Linked DNA regions of Homo sapiens: region 1 is linked to region 2. A link is an interaction called in ENCODE POLR2A ChIA-PET data of the cell type or tissue named here. Cell type or tissue: CD4-positive, alpha-beta T cell. All regions are shown on one strand. Links, peaks and the distances in the headings refer to the core of each region. The heading gives the core; the rest is flanking DNA. Region 1 overlaps PPP1R16B (protein phosphatase 1 regulatory subunit 16B). Region 2 holds the start of PPP1R16B (protein phosphatase 1 regulatory subunit 16B).

Region 1 (9,344 bases), core at 1,345-9,344, 67 kb after region 2:
GTTCTGGATATTTCATATAATATGTGACTTTTCGTGTCTGGCTTCTTTCACTTGGCGTAATGTTTTTCGGGTTCATCCACGCTGTAGCATGTGTCAGTACATTATTCCTTTTACATCTGGATCATGTTACATTGTGTGGATAGACCCCCTGTCCCCCGCCAACCACACACACCCAGGCTGGAGTCACCCTAAGGTCCACCTCTGCAGTGATGGTTAAAGCGATGTCCCCAAAGGGCACTGTGGTCTTGGCTCCTTGATCTCACCAGCCATTCATGTCCAAACATCAGCCTGGTGCTGATGGGGACGAGGTGGGGAGTGATTCTGGGGGATGGGGATAGTTAAAGATCCACCAGGGACAGATGAGCTTCCTGTGTGGTCCAACTCAGGAGTCACCAGGGTCCATGGTTCAGATGCTGGGATCTGGAGCGAGACCATCTGGGCTCAAATCCTAGCTCTGTTGCCTATTGGGTGAACTTGGGCAAACCATTCAATCTCTCTGTGCCTCAGTTTTTCTTTTGGTTAAATAGAATAATAATACACTACCTACTTAAAAGGGTTGTACCAGAGCTAAATGAAGCCTTGCTTTAGCACAGTGCCTGGCACAGAGGAATATTTCCAAAATATGTTAGTTGTCCAAAATGTGTTAGCATTTCCAAAATGTGTTAGCTGTCAGCTCTTGTGATTCTTTGATTCTTTTTTTTCCCCCCGAGATGGAGTCTTGCTCTGTTGCCCAGGCTGGAGTGCCATGGTGTGAACTTGGCTCACTGCAACCTCCGCCTCCTGGGTTCAAGCAATTCTCCTACCTCAGCCTCCCGAGTAGCTGGGATTACAGGCGCCCGCCACCACGCCCAGCTAATTTTTGTATTTTTAGTAGAGACGGGGTTTCATCATGTTGGCCAGGCTGGCCTCAAACTCCCGACCTCAGGTGATCCGCCCATCTTGGCCTCCCTAAGTGCCAGGATTACAGGTGTGAGCCACCACACCTGGCCGTGATTCTTTGATTCTATCAGTTGGTGTTTCCCCCTAAAATTGCAGTCCTGTGAGTGTGCTGAGGCCGTGCCTGGGCACTATGCACCCTCATAGCATGGGTTGCCTTTTCTTACTGCTCCTCCCCTGGGCTGTTTTCCATCTATTTCAGGGCTTTCTTGTTACTGTGCATCACTGTGAGCTCCACAGAGCAAAGGCTCACTCTGGTTTGCTCAGCACAGTGTACACGCCGGGCACAGTCCCTCTGAACAACTGCATGCCCACACCACTCCTGCGTTTCACCTCAGGACCCCATGGCCCACCCCTGTGAGCTAAGCTCATGCCTTTTTACTTTGAGATAATTATAGATTTACATGCAGTTAAAAAAAATACAGAGAGATCCCTTCTGTTCTACACCCAGTTTACCCAAATGGTAAGTTTTTTTTTTTTTTGGAGACAGGGTCTCACTCTGTCACCCAGGCTGGAGTGCAGTGGCGTGATCTCAGCTCACTGCAATCTCTGTCTCCTGGGTTCAAGTGATTCTTCTGCCTCAGCCTCCTGAGTAGCTGGGATTACAGGCACATGCCACCTCGCCTGGCTAGTTTTTGTTTTTAGTACAGACGGGGTTTCACTATGTTGGTCAGGCTGGTCTTGAACTCCTGGCCTCAAGTGATCCTCCCGCCTCAGCCTCCCAAATGGTAACATTTTGCAAAACTAATATATGTTATCACAACCAGTAAATTGACATTGATACGGTTCACCAATTGGATCCAGATTTTGCCAGTTTTATATGCATTCATTTGTGTATGGATGTGTGTGTTTGGCTCTGTGAAATCTTTGATGGCAGGAGCAGATTTGTGTGACCAGCACTGCAGTCAAGAGGCAGAATTATGAAATACTGGTTACATGATAAAATTATAATATTTTGGACATATGGATTAGGTAAAATATATCATTAAAATATCACCTGTTTTTATTTTTTAAATGTTGTTAACAAAACATTTCAAATCACATATGTGGCCTATGTTATATTTCTCTAGGACACTGCCATCAGTCCAAAAAGTTCCCCTGTGTCCCTTCCCAGTCAATCCCCTACGCTCTTCCAGGCAGCTATTGTTCTGATGGTTTTTTTCCCCACTAAAGGCTATTTTTTTCCTTTTTGTCTTTTTTTTGAGGTGATATGCACATAAAAAATTAGCCATTTTATTTTTTTTTATTTATTTATTTTTGAGACAGTCTTGACGTGTCACCCAGGCTGAATGCGGGTGGCACGATCTTGGCTCACTGCAACCTCCACCTCCTGGGTTCAAGTGATTCTCGTGCCTCAGCCTCCCGAGTAGCTGGAATTACAGGCGTGCACCACCATGCCCAGCTAATTTTTGTATTTTTAGTAGAGATGGAATCTCACCATGTTGGTCAAACTGGTCTCGAACTCCTGACCTCAGGTGATCCACCCACCTCAGCCTCCCAAAGTGTTGGGATTACAGGCGTGAGCCACCGCGCCTGGCCTATTTTTAACTTTTTGGAGAACTGCCAAACTGTTTTCCACAGTAGCTACGCACCATTTTATATCCTCACCAGCAGTGTACAAGGGTTCCAGTTTCTCCACATGCTTATCAACACTTGTTATTGTCTGTTTTTAAAGAAATTATAGTCATTTTAGTGGGTGTGAAGTATATTGTTAGTTTGCTTTTTCTGGAAAGTCATGCAAGTGGAATCACATAGTATGGACCCTGTGTGAGCCTTCATTTGCTCAACTTATATGCGAAGATTTTTTAGATGTGTGGTTTGAGGGCCTGGAAAGTCATGTCCTGGCCTATGGAATATATTAAAGGGGAAGATAGGATTCCTTAAGGCAAAAGTGGCAGTTCATTAACCCCCTCCCCTGCAAATCCCTGCCCCACCCCCATCCCGCTGCCACATAAAGATGGACCTGTCTGCCTGCCTTCACTGCAGAGCAAAAATTTTATTTATTTATTTTTTTTTTTTTTTAAGACACGGTCTCTCTCTGTCGCCCAGGCTGGAACACAGTGACGCGATCCCAGCTCACTGCAACCTCCACCTCCTGGGTTCAAGCAATTCTCCTTCCTCAGCCTCCTGAGTAGCTGGGATTACAGGTGCCCACCAACATGCCTGACTAATTTTTGTATTTTTAGTAGAGATGGGGTCTCACCATGTTGGCCAGGCTGGTCTTGAATTCCTGACCTCAAGTGATTCACCTCAAGTGATCCACCCGCCTTGGCCTCCCAAAGTGCTGGGATTACAGGTGTGAGCAACCACGCCCGGCCTGCAGAGCAAAAATTTATTGAGCACCTGTGGTGTGCCAGGACTCATTTATAAGTAAATAGAAAAGGTCCCTGTCCTTGTAGGGTTTATAAACTATAGGGGGAAACTACAAGTCCACATACACATAACCTACCATTTAAAAGTCTGACTAAATGCTGTGAAGGAGTAAGCAAGGTGCTTTGATAGGGAACAGAGGGACAGTGTGTGTATAGGAAGGCCAGTCAGGTGGGTCCCTCTGAGGAGGTGACACTTAAGAGACCTGAAGGATGAGAACTGAGCCAGCCATGCAGAAGGATGGGGAGGCTGGGCTAGAGGAGAGTGTTCTAGGCAGAACAAAATAGCACAAGCAGGGGCCCTGGGGCAGTGAAAGCCTCTGGTGGTTCAGTGCAAAGTTAGGAAGGTGTGAAACAGTGGGAAGGGAAGGGACAGGGATGCTCCTGCTGGCTGATGGCCCATACTGTAGGGGCCACAACTTTGTCTTAGCTGCAAGCAGGACCGGAGACATGAAGGGCCAGACTCTGGGCCAATTTCCTTGCTGCGTTCTCAGCTCCAAGAGGCAGCTCGGCTGGGATATTGTGGCTCATTCTAGTGTCTTGCAGCCTCTCAAACTGGAGGGCTGGAGGGTTGGGGCGTGGTTAGTGGCAGCTGTGACGGAGACTTATCAGGAAGCAGGCATGTAATTCCTGCAGTGATTCACACCCAGTCCCCAGTTTACTGCAGTCCTGCAGTGATTCACACCTGGGCCCCAGTTTACCGCAGCTGCACCTTTAAACAGGGCTCGGATGCCTGCATCTCCCTGACCCGTGTGTACCCTCATCATCCCAGGACCTCGGAGGTGTGGGTGAGGCAGCACATAGCTCAGCCTGGTGCCCTCCTCTCACTAGAGAGCTTGACCCTAAAGCCGCAAGCTCAAGCCCACGCCCTGGCCAACCTCCTGGAGCTTTGAGAACAAGGTGTCCTGTACACAGAGTCCTGGCCCCAGTACCTGAGCGCACATGAACCCCGTATGCAAGAAGAAAACTGACCCCAGCCCCATGTTACATAAGAACATCTTTGGAATTTGGCTCCTTTTGAAATGAAATGGGAAACCTGCACTCAAACAAGCAGGTATGGGGAATTCAATAGGAGGCAAATGCCCTCAGGGTCACCTCTGGGCCAGTATGCATTCTGAGGATTGGTTTATTCATTCAGCAAACATTGTGGACACCTGCTTTGTGCCAAGCTTCATGGAGGGATACAAGAACAGATGTTCAATCAATGTCTGTGGGAAGAAGGAGAGAGAAGGGGGATGAAAGGGAAGGATTGAGAAGGAGGAGTGTAGGGAGGTAGAGAGTAAGGAAGAGAGGAACGAAGGGAGGGAGGGAGGGAGGGAAGGAAGGAGGGAGGGAAGGAAGGAAGGAGGGAGGCAAAGAAAGGGGAAGGGAGGGAGGGAGGGAAGGAAGGAGGGAGGGAGGGAAAGAAAGGGGAAGGAACAGAGGGAGGGACGGAGGGAAGATAAATGGGCAGAGATACCCTCACAGAGCTCATCGTCATGTGACTGTGGGTGCAGGTGTGCCCATGGTAATGTAACTAAGTATTTACAATCTAGCTCAGCTCTGATCAATGGAAAAATAATGTAAGCCACATATGTAATTTTAAATGTTCTAATAGTTCCAGTAAAGCAGGCAAGGAACAGGTGAAATTAATTTGAATAATTATTTAACTCAACATTATTTCAATATGTATTTAGTATAAAAATATTAATGGGTATGTTACATATCTTTTTCACACTAAATCTTCAAGGTCACCCCTAGCACGTCTCAATCTGGATTATGCACATTTCAAGTGCTCCCCAGCCCTGGACACCGTGGAGGGTGGCAGGCACTCTGACTGAGGTGCACAGAGCCTGCTGAGGGCACTTAAGTCAGAGTCAAGGAAGACTTCACCGGGTGGTGCCTTCAGTCATTTAATCATTTGCTCACTTACTGTTCACCTAATGTTTATTGAATGCCTCCTGCACTGGGTGTGACGGCTGGGCAGAGACTCTGCTTGGAGGAAGGAGGGAAGGGCATTCCAGACTAGGGAAGCAGATTGCAAGCTCTGAGAGGGCAGACTGGCGTCTGTCTGGTTCACTGCTGTAGCCCTGCACCTGGTGCAGAGTTGGTGCCTGGCGAACATTTGCGGAGCGGGAAAGGAGGGAGAGAGGAGTTGGGCATTTCTAGAGCGCAGGAGGCAGAGAAGACTGGTTAGAGAGGAAGCTGGAGACACCATTCTCAAACTTGACAGTGCACTGGAATCACTGGCAGGGTTTGTTAAAGCGTAGATTGTTAGACACCCCCCTCCTGCAGGGTTCCTGATCCAGCAGGGCTGGGGTAGGGCCACCGGATTTGCATTGCCAGCAAATTCCCAGGTGCTGCTGCTGCTGCTGGTCCAGGGATCACTGAGAACCACTGGGCTAGACCACGAACCCTGTGAAGGCAGAGAGGAGCCAGGAGAGGTTTCTGAGAAGGAGAGAGGGGAGCACTTAGGTTTGTGATTTAGAAAACTGTGGGTGTGCGGCACGGTGGCGCATGCCCGTAGTCCCAGCTACTCGGTAGGCTGAAGCAGGAGGATCACTTGGGTCTGGGAGATCTGGGCTGTAGTGCGCTATGCTGATCGGGTGTCGGCACTAAGTTTGGCATTAATATGGTGACCTCCCGGGAGCGGAGGACCATCAGGGTGCCTAAGGAGGGATGAAGTGGCCCAGGTCGGAAACAGAGCAGGTCAAAACTCCCCTGCTGATCAGAAAACTGTGCATGGCTGCTGAGGACAGGGGTTTCCACCTCCGTCCCACCTCTCCTGCCAGGGCAGTGGCACCCTTAGCTCAGGAGGGTGCGTCAGGACCCAGTTCCATCCTCACACGGTGGGGAAGCCTGGGCTGTGCTCCCAGAACAAGAAACAGACCTGGGTGATGAGTGACAAATGTGGACGGTTCTCTGCACTGTGGGTGGAAATAGAAACCCTTAGTCAGCTGTGGGGTTCAGCAAAGAATTTCCCTGGTTAACGGAAACTTGACTGGCTGTGGGTGAGGGGGAGGTTGGGTTCTGAGACGTCTGGGAGGCCTGGGCTCTTCGGTTCTCGTGGTGCCCAGCTCAGCGTGATGCCTTCAGGTTTGAGACCACTTCCTCCTGTTGAGCCTCTTCTCTGGGGGCACTCATTATGTATGCTGCGTAACAAATCACCCCAAAAGGTGTTAAGTGAAAGTAACAACAGATGTCTGTGTTCTCACAGTTTCTGTGAGTCAGGAACCCGGGGTCGCTGGGTGGTTTGGGCTCAGGGTCTCTCAGGAGGCTGTCGTCAATATGTGGGCCAAGGCCTGACTGGGTTAGGGGATCTGATTCTAAGATGGCGCTCACACGCTGTTGGCAGGAGGCCTCACTCCCTCACTGGTGGTCTTTTCACAGGACTGCTAAGTCCACACTATGACAGCTGGCTTTCCCAGAACAGGTGATCCAAGGGGCAAGACAGAAGCTGAAACATCTTTTTTTTGTTTTTTTTTTTTTGAGATGGAGTCTCACTCTGTTGCCCAGGCTGGCGTGATCTCAGCTCACTGCAACCTCTGCCTCCTGGGTTCAACCGATTCTCCTACCTCAGCCTCCCAGGTAGCTGGGATTACAGGCATGTGCCACCACACTCGGCTAATTTTTGTATTTTTAGTAGAGACAGGGTTTCACCATGTTGGCCAGGATGGTCTCAAACTCCTAACCTCAGGTTATCTGCCCGCCTCGGCCTCCCAAAGTTCTGGGATTACAGGCATGAGCCACCGTGCCTGGCCAGCTGAAACATCTTTTATGACCCAGACTCACAAGGCACACTCCATCCTATTGGTGACACATTAGCCCTGTTCACTGGGGGAGGGAACTGGACAAGAAGGTGAATCCTAGGAGGCTGGGGTACTTGGGTGGCATCTTGGAGACTGACCACAATGCCCAAACTGCCCTTTGGCCTTATCTTGTAGTCAGTCCACAGATCTCCAAAGATAACTGTATCTGGTGCTGCTATTTGTTGTCTTGGAGCTTGAAGACTGGGCCCTACATTCCTGAGGGGTGCCTGCTGGAGCCAGGAGGTGGGGTAGGGGAGAGCCAGCTAGTAGCTAAACACTTTACTCATTCCAGACACTATGGTCAGCACTTTATAATCTAATTCTCAGACAACCTTATGAGATTATAGTCCCCATTCTACAGATGGGGAAACTGAGGCTCAGATAGAGGAGATGACACATCTGAGATCAAACCACTGGGAAATGGTGGGGTCTGAATTCTGAACCACTACACGTGTGTCTTCATACCAGGTGCAATGCTTAGGTAGACTGCATATTCCCCAACAGTGTGCTTTGATGGCTTCTCTCCAGGGTGGAAGTGGTTGGAGCAAAGGTCAGACTGGCCCTTTCATCCCTTGGGCTCAGAGCCTGGCACTAGGCTTGCTGGCAGAAGAGGAAACAGGAAGGCTTTGGGCTGCATGCAGATCCCCAACTCTTAAAACCTGGGGTCAAGTTTGGCTCTCTCATACATTCTCATGGTGGAGCAAGCATGGGTCAAGTGTGGGGGTATTGGAGCCTCTTACCAGCTGAGTAGATTGGGGCAAGTTAATTAAACTCACTGTGCCTCAGTATCCCCAACTGTAAAATAGGAGCTCATTAGAGCCTGCCTCACATTTGCCTTGGGCTGTTGTAAGCATTAAATGAGATCATTTCCTACACATGCTAGACTCAGGGCTGGGCAACAGCAAGTGCTCAGTAAACATGAGCTCTTCTTATCGCAGGCTTGTTAGATGCTGATATGCATCTGCTGTCTGTTCCCACATCTGGCTGAGCTGTGAGGATACGAGGGTTGAAGACCATGGCATTTTTGTCTATTGCTGGGAGCATCAGCAAATGATCCATCCTGCAGGTCCGAGAGCTCAGGACATTTTCAGCAAATGGCTCCCAAGTCCCATACATCACTCTACCTACATCCTGTCCTGGTCCTCTCTGAGCCAGGAACAGAGGGTTCCAGAAGCCCTGGAAAACTTGCAGCTTGCTCCCCTCCGGGCCCAGCCAGCTACTCTCTAGCTGTTCCTGTCTGATAAGAGAGTGGATTTTTCCATTTCCTGCAGCAGAAATGCTCCTGTTTCCTCTCTGCCCACCCAGCTGCCCTGGTTTCTGCTGCTGCACGGGCAGAAGATGGGTATCTGGAAGTCACAGGAGATTGTGCAGCATGCAGGGAGAGTAGCAGGACAGGGCCCCCCAGGCAGGTGGGGCTGCAAGGCAGTCAGCATACCTTGCAGGAGCCAGACTTCTCTGTTTTGTTTTGACATGGGAACCGAGTCTGTATCAGAAATGACAAAATCAAACACCCGCAAACAAAACCCCCCAGCGAAGCAAACAGGAAGCAGGGTCTGGATAAAAATACCATCCTTTTTGCAGCTGCAGCCTCCACCATGCAGGTTTCAGAAGGTCACGCTCTTGACAGGAAATGTGGCTGCTTTCAGAGGGGAGAGGTGGCTGAGTTGGGGCCGGGGGTAGAGACAGTGGGGACAGCCAGAAGCAACAGCAGGCTCTCGGGGGAGGTTCGTGCACCTTTCACTTCTTGACAGGTGAAGGAACTGGGCCCGATCTGTCTGTTCCCTTCCTGGCCACGATCCCAGGGTTCACCTTGGACTTATATTTGTTTCTTCCTCTCCTACCAGGGACCAGGAGACTTTTATTGTGAGGGTGAAATGAGACTGTGGTTTTGAACTTTTTTTTTTTTTTTTTTTTGAGATGGAGTTTCGCTCTTGTTGCCCAGGCTGGAGTGCAATGGTGGGATCTTAACTCACTGCAACTCCGCCTCCCGGGTTCGGGCGATTCTCCTGCTTCAGCCTCCCAAGTAGCTGGGATTACAGGTGCCTACCACCATGCCCAGCTAAATTTTTGTATTTTTGGTAGAGACAGGTTTCACCATGTTGGCCAGGCTGGTCTCGAACTCCTGACCTCAGGTGATCTGCCCGCCTTGGCCTCCCAAAGTGCTTGGATTACAAGCATGAGCCACCACTCTCAGCCATTGAACATATTTTGTTAGCTGAAAAGCATTACCCTGAGGATCAGCAAAGTTTTT
Region 2 (10,901 bases), core at 1,446-9,445:
GGTTGCAGTGAGCCAAGATCGTACCACTGCACTCCAGCCTGGGTGAGAGACTGAGACTCTGTCTCAAAAAACAAACAAACAAAAGACCTTGGTTCAGATAACCTCTAGAATGAATCCCTTTAAACACTGAAATTAGTTCATTTTTCACAGACTCAGGAATCTCTAGACCTTGCCTCATAGCAACTATATAATTCACCCAAATTCTACCTTCTGTATAATTTTTTTTTTTTTGAGACGGAGTCTCGCTCTGTCGCCCAGGCTGGAGTGCAGTGGCGCAATCTCTGCTCACTGCAAGCTCCGCCTCCCGGGTTCACGCCATTCTCCTGCCTCAGCCTCACGACTAGCTGGGACTACAGGCGCCCGCCATCATGCCCGGCTAATTTTTTGTATTTTTAGTAGAGACGGGGTTTCACCGTGTTAGACAGGATGGTCTCGATCTCCTGACCTCGTGATCTGCCTGCCTCAGCCTCCTAAAGTGCTGGTATTACAGGTGTGAGCCACCGCGCGCGGCCTACCTTCTGTATAATTTCTATGGAACTATGAATTTACTTAGTTGCTGTTGACCGGTTGACCTAAAGTTATGTTGACATTTAACTCTATATTTTTAAACATCAGTGTTTAGATTTTGTATGTTGGAGCCCATTTATTTATTTGGCGGCCCTCAAACATTTTCCCATAGCCTCGTAGAATATTCAGTGGCCTTGGACTGTCCCTTAATGTCTTACTACAGATGGTACCACAGATGACCTCCAAAATAAAGGAAGAGACTTTCCTGCCTGTGGACAGGAGAGAGAGGTGTGGAGGATGAGAGCATAGTTTAACTTTTTTTTTTGAAAAACTTTATTGAGATATAATCCACATGCCATACAATTCACTGGCTTATAAGTATATAATTCAGTGGTTTTTAATATATCCATAGTTGCGTGATCATCACCACAATCAATTTTAAAAATTTTTATCACCTCCAAAAGAAAAACTGGTACTCTTTTTGAGTCACCCCCCATTTGCCTCCAATAACCCCCTCCCAGCTCTAGACAATCACCAATCTGACTTCTGTCTCTATAGATCAGCCTATTCTGGACATTTCCTATAAATACAATCATATAATATGTGTATGGCCTTGGAACTGGCTTCTTTCACTCAGCACAAGGTTTTCAAGGTTCATTCACGTTGTGGCATGTGCTTCATTCATTTTGATTGCCAAGTAATAGTGGATTGTACCGTGTTTTATTTATCCATTATCATTTGATGGATATTTGGATTGTTTCCACTTTTTTTTTTTTTTTTTTTTTTGAGACGGAGTCTCGCTCTGTCGCCCAGGCTGGAGTGCAGTGGCGGGATCTCGGCTCACTGCAAGCTCCGCCTCCCGTGTTCACGCCATTCTCCTGCCTCAGCCTCCCAAGTAGCTGGGACTACAGGCGCCCGCCACTACGCCCGGCTAATTTTTTGTATTTTTAGTAGAGACGGGGTTTCACCGTTTTAGCCGGGATGGTCTCGATCTCCTGACCTCGTGATCCGCCCGCCTCGGCCTCCCAAAGTGCTGGGATTACAGGCGTGAGCCACCGCGCCCGGCCTTGTTTCCACTTTTTAGCTGTTGTGAATAATGCTACTATGAACATTTGTGTACAAATTTTTGTGTATGTATGCTTTTATTTCTCCTGAGTATATACCTAGGAGTAGAATTGCTGGGTCATCTGGCAACTCTATGTTTTAAATTTTGAGGAAATGCCATACTGGTTTTCAAAGCAGCGGCACCATTTTACATTTCCACCAGCAATGTATGAAGGATCCAATTTCTCCATATCCTTACCAATGCTGGTTATTGCCTATCTTTTTTATTATAACCATCTTAGTGGGTATGAAGTGGTATCTCATTGTGGCTTTGCATTTCCTTCATTGCTAATGATGTTGAGCATCTTGGCCATGTGTATATCTATCTTCTTTGAAGAAATGTCTATCCAGATCCCTTGGCCTTTTTTTTTTTTTTTTTTTTTTTTTTTTTTTTTGAGACTGGGTCTCGCTCTGTCGCCCAGGCTGGAGTGCAGTGGTGTGATCTTGGTTCACCGCAACCTCTGCCTCCCAGGTTCAAACAATCCTCCCACCTCAGCCTCCCCAGTAGCTGGGACTACAGGCCCATGCCATCATGCCCAGTTAACTTTTTGTATTTTTAGTAGAGTCAGGGTTTTGCCATGTTGCCCAGGCTCCTTGCCCATTTTTTATTATTTGTCTCTTTATTATAGAGTTGTAAGAGTTCCTTATATATTCTAGATATAAGTCCCTTACCAGGAATATGATTTGCAAATATTTCCTCCCGTTCTGTGGGATATTGTATTATTTTGCCAAGGCTGCCATAACATAATACTATAGACTGGGTGGCTTAAACAACAGAAATTGGCTGGGTGCGGTGGCTCACACCTGTAATCCCAGCACTTTGGGAGGCCGAGGTGGGTGGATCACTTGAGGTCAGGAGTTTGAGACCAGCCTGGCCAACATGGTGAAACCCTTACTCTACTAAAAATACAAAAATTAGCCGAGCGTGGGGGCATGCACCTGTAATCCCAGCTTCTCAGGAGGCTGAGGCAGGAGAATCGCTTGAACCTGGGAGGTGGAGGTTGCAGTAAGCCAAGATCGTGCCACTGCACTCCACCCTGGGCAGCAGAGTGAAACTCTATGTCAAAAAAACAAAACAAAACAAACCCCCAGAAATTTATTCCTCACAATTCTGAAGGCTACAATTCTGAGATCAAGGTGTTGGCAGGTCTGGTCCCCCAGCCCTGAGTCCTCTCTCCTTGGTTTGTAATTAACCTTCTTCTCCCTGTGCCTTCCTCTGGTCTTTCCTCTGTGTGGCGCATCTCTAGTGTCTCTTCTTATGAGGACACCAGTCATTGGATGAGGGCCCCATCCAAGGGCCTCAGTTTAAGATGATCACCTCTTTAAAGACCTTATCTCCATCCACAGTTACATTCTGAGGTTCTGAGACTGTAACCAGTACAGTTCAGCATATGAATGGGGGTGAGGGGGCACACAATTCAGCTTATAACAGTTATTTTTTCACTCTCTTTTTGTTCTTTTTATGTTTAATTTTTTTTTTTTTTTTTTTTTAGAGACAGGGTCTTGCTCTGTCACCCAGGCGGGAGTACAGTAGCACCATCATAGCTCACTGCAGCCTTGAACTCCTAGGCAAAAGCAATCCTCTTAAATAGCTAGGACTACAATCATGAACCACTACGTCTGCCTAATTTTAAAAGAATTTGTAGAGACAGAGTTTCACTATGTTGCCCTGGCTGGTCTTGAGCTCCTGGCCTCAAGTAATCCTCCTATCTCCACCTCCCAAAATGCTGGGATTATAGGTGTGAGCCACCAGGCCCAGCCATAACTTTTCACTTTCTTGATGATACCCCTGAAAGCACAAAAGTTTTTAATTTATCTATTTTTTTTTCTTTTGTTGCTTGTGCTAATATCTAAGCAACTACTGTTTAATCCAAAGTCATGAAGATTTAGGCTTATGTTTTCTTCAGAGAGTTTTATAGTTTTAGCTCTTACATTTAGATCTATATGTTGCATATAGTATGAAGCAGGGATCCAAATTCATTCTTTTGCATGTGGATATCCAGTTGTCCCAGCACCATTTTTTGAAAACACTATTCTTTCCCCATTAAATTGTCTTGGCACTCTTGTTGAAAATCAATTGGCAGTAAGTGTAAGGGCTTCTGTCTGGACTCTCAGTTTTATTCCATTGGTCTGTATGCCCATCCTTATACCCGTACCACCCTGCCTTGATGACTGAAGTTTCCTAGTAAGTTTTGAAATCAGGACTTGTGAGTCCCCCAACTTATTCTGAATTTACTTTAACTTTTGATACCGAACACAGTGTGAGAGGTGAATGAACAGCATGACATTGGAGTTGGGAGCCCCCTCCCTCCAAAGGCCTTATTTTAGGAACACAGGCCCCAAGTGCCACACAAGCCTTGGAGAGATGGGTTCCCATCCTCTCAGCCCATGGCTCTTCATTATCAATCAATGGAAACATTCTTCGGAGAACAATGATTCCCTTGGGTTATTTTAAACATGGCTTTAAGTCTTCCCCACATGCTCTACTGTCTAATTGCTTTTCCTGAAACAGTGTCATTCACAACTGGATTATTAATGAACTGAGAGGGAGCCAGGGAGCCAATGAAGGGGGCTTACAGAGTTCCTGGAGAGGGCCTGGGGGCCTGGAACAAGTTCAACCCACAGATTTTCTCTCCCCCAAGAAAGGTGACTGAGCAAACAGAAAATCACTAAACTCAGGTGATGCTGGTGGCCTCAAAAGAATATTGCCAGTGAAAAAAAAAGGATTCGGGCGAGTTCCTCAAACATGACAGCTGAGAATCAAATTAACTGGGTACCATCCCCAAACTCCCCAAACTTAAACTCTGAATTTCCCCAGCTGGCTGGCCCTGGGGTGCCTAGGGCTCTCATCTGTAGGCCGGGAAAGCTCAGGAAACAAGGCCTTTGTGGAGAAGAGAAACCTATTGTTCTAAGGCCAGGGTTCAGCAAATGTGGATTCCAGAGAATGTTTGGGGAGGTTTTCTCTGCTTTGTTTATGAACTTTCTTTTCTCTTCCTGGGGTGGTGATGGTGGGGGGTGACTCTCAGCAACTTAAATAGTTAAACCCATTGTGTTGTAAAGAAAGGCTGGTGCACAGAGTGCAGAGGCCTTCAGCCCCAGAAAGAGGCTTGAATGAGGTGACAGAAGCCACCGGGTATGTTTTGCTTTTTATTTTTAGCGTTAAATCTCAGGGAAGCAGCCCCTATCTTCATCCTGCACATCTCAAAGGGCGTCAGACGTCAGCAGAGGTACGACCACTTCCTTCCTCCAGCGCTTCACCTCCCTTCTTTCCAGAAAGAGGAAATGATGCGAGTCCACACCGCAGGCCACAGCCCCCATGTCTCGGCCCCAGCAGCTGGGGGACCTGGCCCCACAGATCTGTCCCCAGCGCAAGGCCAGGGCCGGCCCCTGGACCTCCTGGGAAGCCTTCAGACTCAGGCCGCGCAGGCCTTCAAGCTAGGAACCCTGAGTTCCTGGCCCTGGCATTCATTCTGTGTGACCTTGAGCAGGTTACCACTCCTCTCTGGGCTTCAGGATTCCCGTCTGTCAAATGGGAGCAGGGATACCGTCCTTGGCTTCCCTCTTTCCATGGTCGGGGTGGGGGTTAGGAAAACTATTTTGGAGGAGGGGGCAGCGTTAGGAAAACTATTCCGAAGCCTGGCCACGTCCCAACCGGTTTCAACTTCCTGCAGCTCAGAAGAGGGGTCCCCACCCGAGAGCGCCGGGACCCTGTCCCGCGCTGCCTCCCAAGCCGGATGGGGTTGAGCGCGCCCACCCCAGTCCCAGGAGCTCAGGCCCCGCCTTGGGGGAGGAGCCGAGAGGCGGCGCGGAGGCTCGCGGCCGAGCAGAGCCAGCTCTGTCGCCGCTGGAGCAGCTGCGGCTCGGGGACCCACAGACACAGCCGGGGTCGGGAGCCGCCCGGGGCAGGGCTCGGGAGAGCGGGTGAGTTCCCCGGCGGCGCCACCACCCTCCTTGCGCTCTGCGGCTTCGCAGGGCGGGGGATGAGGATGGGGCGGGGAGGTGGTCCCAGCCTGCTATCACCTAGCTGGGGGCCGGGGCGCTTTGGCCAAGGGACGATAGCTTGAGATAAATGGGAGTGTGGGGACTCTGGAAAGACGGGTACCGAGAGCGCTAGGTCCGGGAGTCGGGCTGGAATGGGGGCGTTCTCCCCGGCCTCGCAATTCCTTGACGAGGCCAGGGGAGGGGGCGCATTGGCAGGTTGTTGGCTGCGGCCGTCGTAGACCGATCTTGGGGCGGGGAGGTGGGGTCCTCGGTCTGTTCTGGACTCATGGGGCCGCCGTCTGCCGGGGGTGCAATGCCGGGCGGCGGGAGCCACAGCGGACACCAAACAACCCCCCCCCGCGCACTCTCCCGGCCGGGCATGGTGGTGCCGCCCCCTCGCGTGGCGGGGCTTGGTCCTGGCGGGCAGCGGCAGGGCGCAGAGAGCGCTCCTGCCCGGGCGGGAAAGATCCCCAAGGCAGGCGCCTCCACCTGCAGACCCGCCCCGCCTCAGGATCCGGCTGACAGCACCAGCCAGCCCGGGGAGACCCCGCGAGTGGTAGTTCCCCGGGAGGGGCGCGCCCGGCCTCTCCCAGGGCCCCGTGCGCCGGCGGCTGGGTCCCCCGCGCCAGGAGCGCTCCCCTCTGGGCGACTCCGGCTCATCGATTCCGGCCCAGAGGAGCGCCCCCGGGCGCCGAGGATGGGCGGAGACGTGCAGCCGCCCCTGAGAGGTCGCCCAGAGGGGTCTCCCCAAGGTCACCCGGAGTGCCCAGGCTGAGCTGCCCAGACCGCCCCGGGTGGAGAGCCGGGAGGCAGGCGCTCGCTGCCCTCCTCCTTCCCCCATGTAGACTCCCTTCCTCCGCTCCCCCACCCCGGCCCGGCCTCCAGCTTCACTGGAGATGCTGATGATGCAGCTCCCAGCCCTTGGAGGATAATTGAGCCTGGGAGAGCTTTGAATCTGGCCCTCCTGAGACCCCAGGGCTGCGCCGCTGCCGCGCGCCAGGCCTGGGTCCCGGTGCTCCCGGGCACCTCAGGAGCGGAGGGAGAGGGATGTGGCTTCATCAGCGCTTCTAGGAACCGAAAACCGAGCTGCCTGCGCGCCCATGTGATTGCATTTCACATAAAGGGCCCCTGTTTTCACTGTCAGAAGAGCCCCCCAGCTCTCCGCGGCTCTGGACACCAGGTGCCGCCTCTGAATCACCCTCTGTGGAGGACCCGGGGCCCGGAGGTACAGGCGCCCTTTCCCGCAGGGCTCTCCCTGGAAAGGGCCTGCCGATGGCGGCCTCAGTCCGCAGGGGTACTTCCCTGTGTACCCTGCCATTTCCTGCGGCTGGTGAAGCACCGGAGAAAAACCGTCCATCTAGGAGGCCTCCTCCAAGGCTGGTAATAAAGCTTCTTAGCCCAGCCAGCGACTAGCTGTCTACTCGTGGGCAAGGTACTTGGCTTCTGGAGTCTCAACTGCCTCTAAGATACGGGGCTAACAGCCGCCAGGCTGTGGGGAGATGAGGGAGAGGCTGGGTGCAGCAGAGCGGGAGGATGAACACTCCTTGGCCAATACTGGCCGCCCTCGGGATTGGCTTTGAGTGGGGCGTGTCTCTCTTAGACAGGTGCAGAAGTGGAGCCCTGGTGGGTGGTTCTGCAGGGGCTGGGGGAGTTTCCACATCTTCCTCCCCCAGCTCTGTCATAAAAAGCCAGCTTGCAGGAGGCCGGTGGGGGCCAGCAAATCCTTCCAGCCGGCTGCCTGCTCACACGGCCCTTCCCACACAAATCTCCCATGCCCTTCTCTCCCACCTGTCACCCAAATCCCATCTTCCTGGCTGAGTCCCCAGGATGCTGGGGGCAAGATGTCAACCAGGCCACCCTGGACTGTCAACTCTGTGCCTACTTGTCTACTGGGGTCTACCTAACAGTGTTCCCCTGTCCTGGAACCTTCCTGGCTCCAGCTCTTCCCAGCCTCTGTAATGTCTTCTTTCCCCTCTTTTGGTCTCCTACCACCGTGACACTCATTAGTGGCTCTGTGGTTCATGTGTCAAGGGCCCCGTGCCATCTGTGCTCTCCAGATCATCCATGGCCTAGAAAGACACGGTAGGCAAGGCCCTGTGCCCACTCAGACTTTGCTCTCCCTGGTAATTGACGGAGTGGAGGTTAAATTCTAATCTAGCTGTTAAGTCATTTCAGGAGCTTGAGCCACAGGGCTAAGAGGATACTGATGTAGGCAGGTGGTTTTTCCTTAAAGCCAGAACCTTTCTCCTTTCTGCAGAGCCCATTTGAGCCCTTTGGAAACTAGGCCTATGTGTGATGGCCTCACAGAATCCTCACAACCCCGTGAAGTAGGCATTACTGATTCCCATTTTGCAGATGGGAAAACTGGGGCTCAGCTCCTCTCAAAACCAGCTCCATGCCCCAAGTGTAGCAACAGAGGCTGCAGCCAACCTGGTTTAGGAGAAGGCAGAAGGCACATACCTGAATTCAGGTGCTGTGCTTGGACTCTTGGGACCCCATCCCCCCAACCTTTCCCTCCCCTCTCCCAACCTAGCCACCACCCCTCCTGCACCCAGGACTCTTGTCACATTTGTTGACCAGGAGGTCCCAACTGGCACTCTTCCAGCAGAGACCAGGAAAACCTTCACTGTCCTGAGTGCATCTTAGCAATTGGGCTTCAAGAAGGGCTCGGACAAGCCTGCCTCTTACAGAAAGCTACGAGTATGAAGAGTGAGGGAGCCAGAGAGGTCTAATTTTAATTAGGGATCTATACCTAAAAGCTCTGTGACCCTGTATACATGACTTAATCTCTCTGAGTCTGGTTTTCTCATTTGTAAAATAGGTATCACAGTAATGCCTACTTTGTGGGATTGTAAGGATTCCATGAGACCATTAACACATAGAAAGTGCTCAGTACTAGGGTGGAGCATAGTGGCTCACACCTGTAATCCCAGCAGTTTGGGAGGCCAAGGCGGGAGGATCACTAGACGTCAGGAGTTCGAGACCAGCTGGCCAACATGGTGAAACCCCATCTCTACTAAAAATACAAAAATTAGTGCAGCATGGTGGCGCATGCCTGTAGTCCTAGCTACTTGGGAGGCTGAGGCACGAGAATTGCTTGAACCCGGGAGCAGGAGGTTGCAATGAGCCGAGATCACATGACTGCACTCCAGCCTGGGTGACAGAGCGAGACTCCATCTCAAAAAGAAAAAGAAAAAAAAAAGTGCTCAGTACAGCATCTGGTGTGGGTAGGAATGCAGGAAATGATCATTGTCACCATCACTACTATTTCCTCCTTTGTGTTGGACTCTCAAAGGTCCCACCTCCTCCAGTGCTAGGGTGGGGAGTGAGTGCGACCCTGTCTCTTCTGCCTGTAGCCATCAGGACGGGGAAAGCCTCTCAGCCTGTCTCCTGGGGCGGGGGTGGGGGCTCACTCCTGGGAACTTGAGTCTAGCACCAGCTTTTCCCCGGGGAGTCTGTGAGCAGCCACTTAGCCTTTCTCAGCTGACTGCCATTTTCCAGGATTCATTGATTCATTCAAAAGACGTTTATTCCATCCCAGCCCTTGTGCTTAGCAAGGGATTTCAAGATGAATGAGGCAGCTCTCAGAGTTCTCCCTCTATGGGGAGAGGCAGGCCTGGAGACAGATAATGAGGACACTGTGGGATAAAGGCTGCAACAGCAAGAAGAGAGAGTGACGAGCAGATCCACATGGCTCAGGCTGACCCAGGTCTGAATCTTGAAGCTGCCACCTTGTAGCTGGGTGAGGATGGACAGAGGCCTTACCTCTCAAGCAGATAAGCCACCTCCCTAAGATGATGATGTGAGGAGAGAAGTGAGACACTGTGGATAAAAAACCTAGCTTGGACCAGGTGCGGTGGCTCATGCCTGTAATCCCAGCAATTTGGGAGGCAGAGGTGGGCAGACTGATTGACTCCAGGAGTTCGAGACTAGCCTGGGCAATATGGCAAAACCCCGTCTCTACAAAAAATACAAAAAATTAGCCAGGCATGGTGGTGTGCACCTGTAGTCCCAGCTACTTGGAAGGCTGAGGTGGGAGAATCACCTGAACGGGGGAAGTGGAGGCTCCTGTGAGCCATGATTGCGTGCACCTCTGCACTCTAGCCTGGGCAACAGAGTAAGACCTTGTTTCGAAAAAAAAAAAAAAAAAAAAACAAAACCAAAAAACTTAAAAACCCAGCTTGGGCTTTCTAGATATTAATAAGTGCTCACAGATGTTCGTTGCTATTATTAGTCTATTATTGCCAATAACAGGTGGGCAAAAGTTGCTGTGGGAGCATGTTGAGCCCTTCAGTGACAGTTTTCCAGGTGGTAGGGCAGCCCTAGCCGGGAGAACAGCATGTGCAGAGGCACCGAGGCTTAAAAGTGCTGGATGTTTTTGGAGAGCAGTGGGAGGAGTTGCTGATGGAGCAGAGTCATGAGAAAGTTTGATGGAGGCAGAAGCAAGGCCAGGGAGGTAGCAGAGGCTATCCTGCCGGGAGCCCCGAAGGATTAAACACTCACTGACCCGAGGCAGTCCCTCTGCACCTTCCTTGGAGGGTGGTTCTCTAGTGAGGGTTGTCCAGGAAACTTCAGGATTAACTTTTGCATGGGAGGAAGGGCTGGTCTCTGCTCAACTATCCATACATTCACCATCCTTCCCTCTTCATTCCACCCAGGAAGCACGAAGAAGAAGAGGTCCACTCCCTCTTCCTGAGATGCTTTTCCCACCTCTGCACTTGTTTCTCTCTTCCTGGGACTCAGTTTCTCACCTGAGAGAAGAGGGTAGAAGTGGAGGAAGCGTCATGACCTGACTCACTGATTGATCATGATATAGCACCAAGTGCATTTCTGGATGCTGGTCACTGTCAAAGGTCTTTACTTGCATCGCCATTGAATTCTCATACCAATCCGTTGAAATGAATGCACTTATCCCCCACTGCACAGAGGGAGAAACCGAGGCACAGAGGGTGAGGCAATTTGCTAAAGGGCATGCAGCTTGTAAGTGACAGGAACTCACGTCTTGGGGGGCATCTCAAAGTTGCCATGTGCTATCCTTCACCACCTTCTTCACACACTTTGTAAATCTAAGGCTGACTGCAGAATATCTGGCCTCTTTTGCTTTGTGTACCTTTGGGCGCTGGGCAGTAGGCATTTTGGAGATGGGTCACAGTGGGGTGTGCTCTGGGTATGTAACCTGACTTTGGGGAAATTCCTGGGTGCAGACGCTTTGTGGGGAGGTGTTCTTGGATGTCTCAGAATCTAGAATGGCATTCCTTCGCCCACAGATGTGCCTTGATGCAGGCAATGTGCAGCTTGATTGATGTGGC

The links. Peaks named below come from ENCODE experiments on the same cell type or tissue, not always from the same donor. Only the 100,000 strongest peaks of a DNase experiment are listed, where the experiment ranks them.
Region 1: POLR2A ChIA-PET joins it to region 2 with 107 read pairs; 17 of 35 experiments call an interaction of 5 or more read pairs at or near these places.

Annotation. Positions count from the first base shown.
Region 1 is chr20:38,866,984-38,876,327 of GRCh38, forward strand. The region is part of intron 2 of PPP1R16B (protein phosphatase 1 regulatory subunit 16B); the gene reads left to right. It also overlaps the pseudogene RN7SL116P. Among named protein-coding and RNA genes, the nearest start is that of FAM83D, 55 kb to the right of the region's middle. RefSeq lists enhancers at 3,488-4,058, 4,187-4,246, 4,267-4,356, 6,305-6,624. In CD4-positive, alpha-beta T cell, for the core only: no CTCF peak of the experiment used is centred there; DNase peaks (open chromatin) are centred at 3,938, 6,318, 8,018 and 8,678; H3K4me3 peaks cover 2,896 bases; H3K27ac peaks cover 4,327 bases.
Region 2 is chr20:38,800,261-38,811,161 of GRCh38, forward strand. It overlaps PPP1R16B (protein phosphatase 1 regulatory subunit 16B), which reads left to right and starts at 5,437. Exons shown (of 11, transcript NM_015568.4): 1 at 5,437-5,532. RefSeq lists enhancers at 3,750-4,612, 4,613-5,474, 4,757-5,026, 6,055-6,893, 8,473-8,522 and 1 more and silencers at 5,287-5,666, 5,857-6,076, 6,137-6,486. In CD4-positive, alpha-beta T cell, for the core only: CTCF peaks have their summits at 6,084 (motif pointing left) and 6,366; DNase peaks (open chromatin) are centred at 4,861, 5,411, 6,141, 7,161 and 1 weaker place; H3K4me3 peaks cover 3,803 bases; H3K27ac peaks cover 4,782 bases.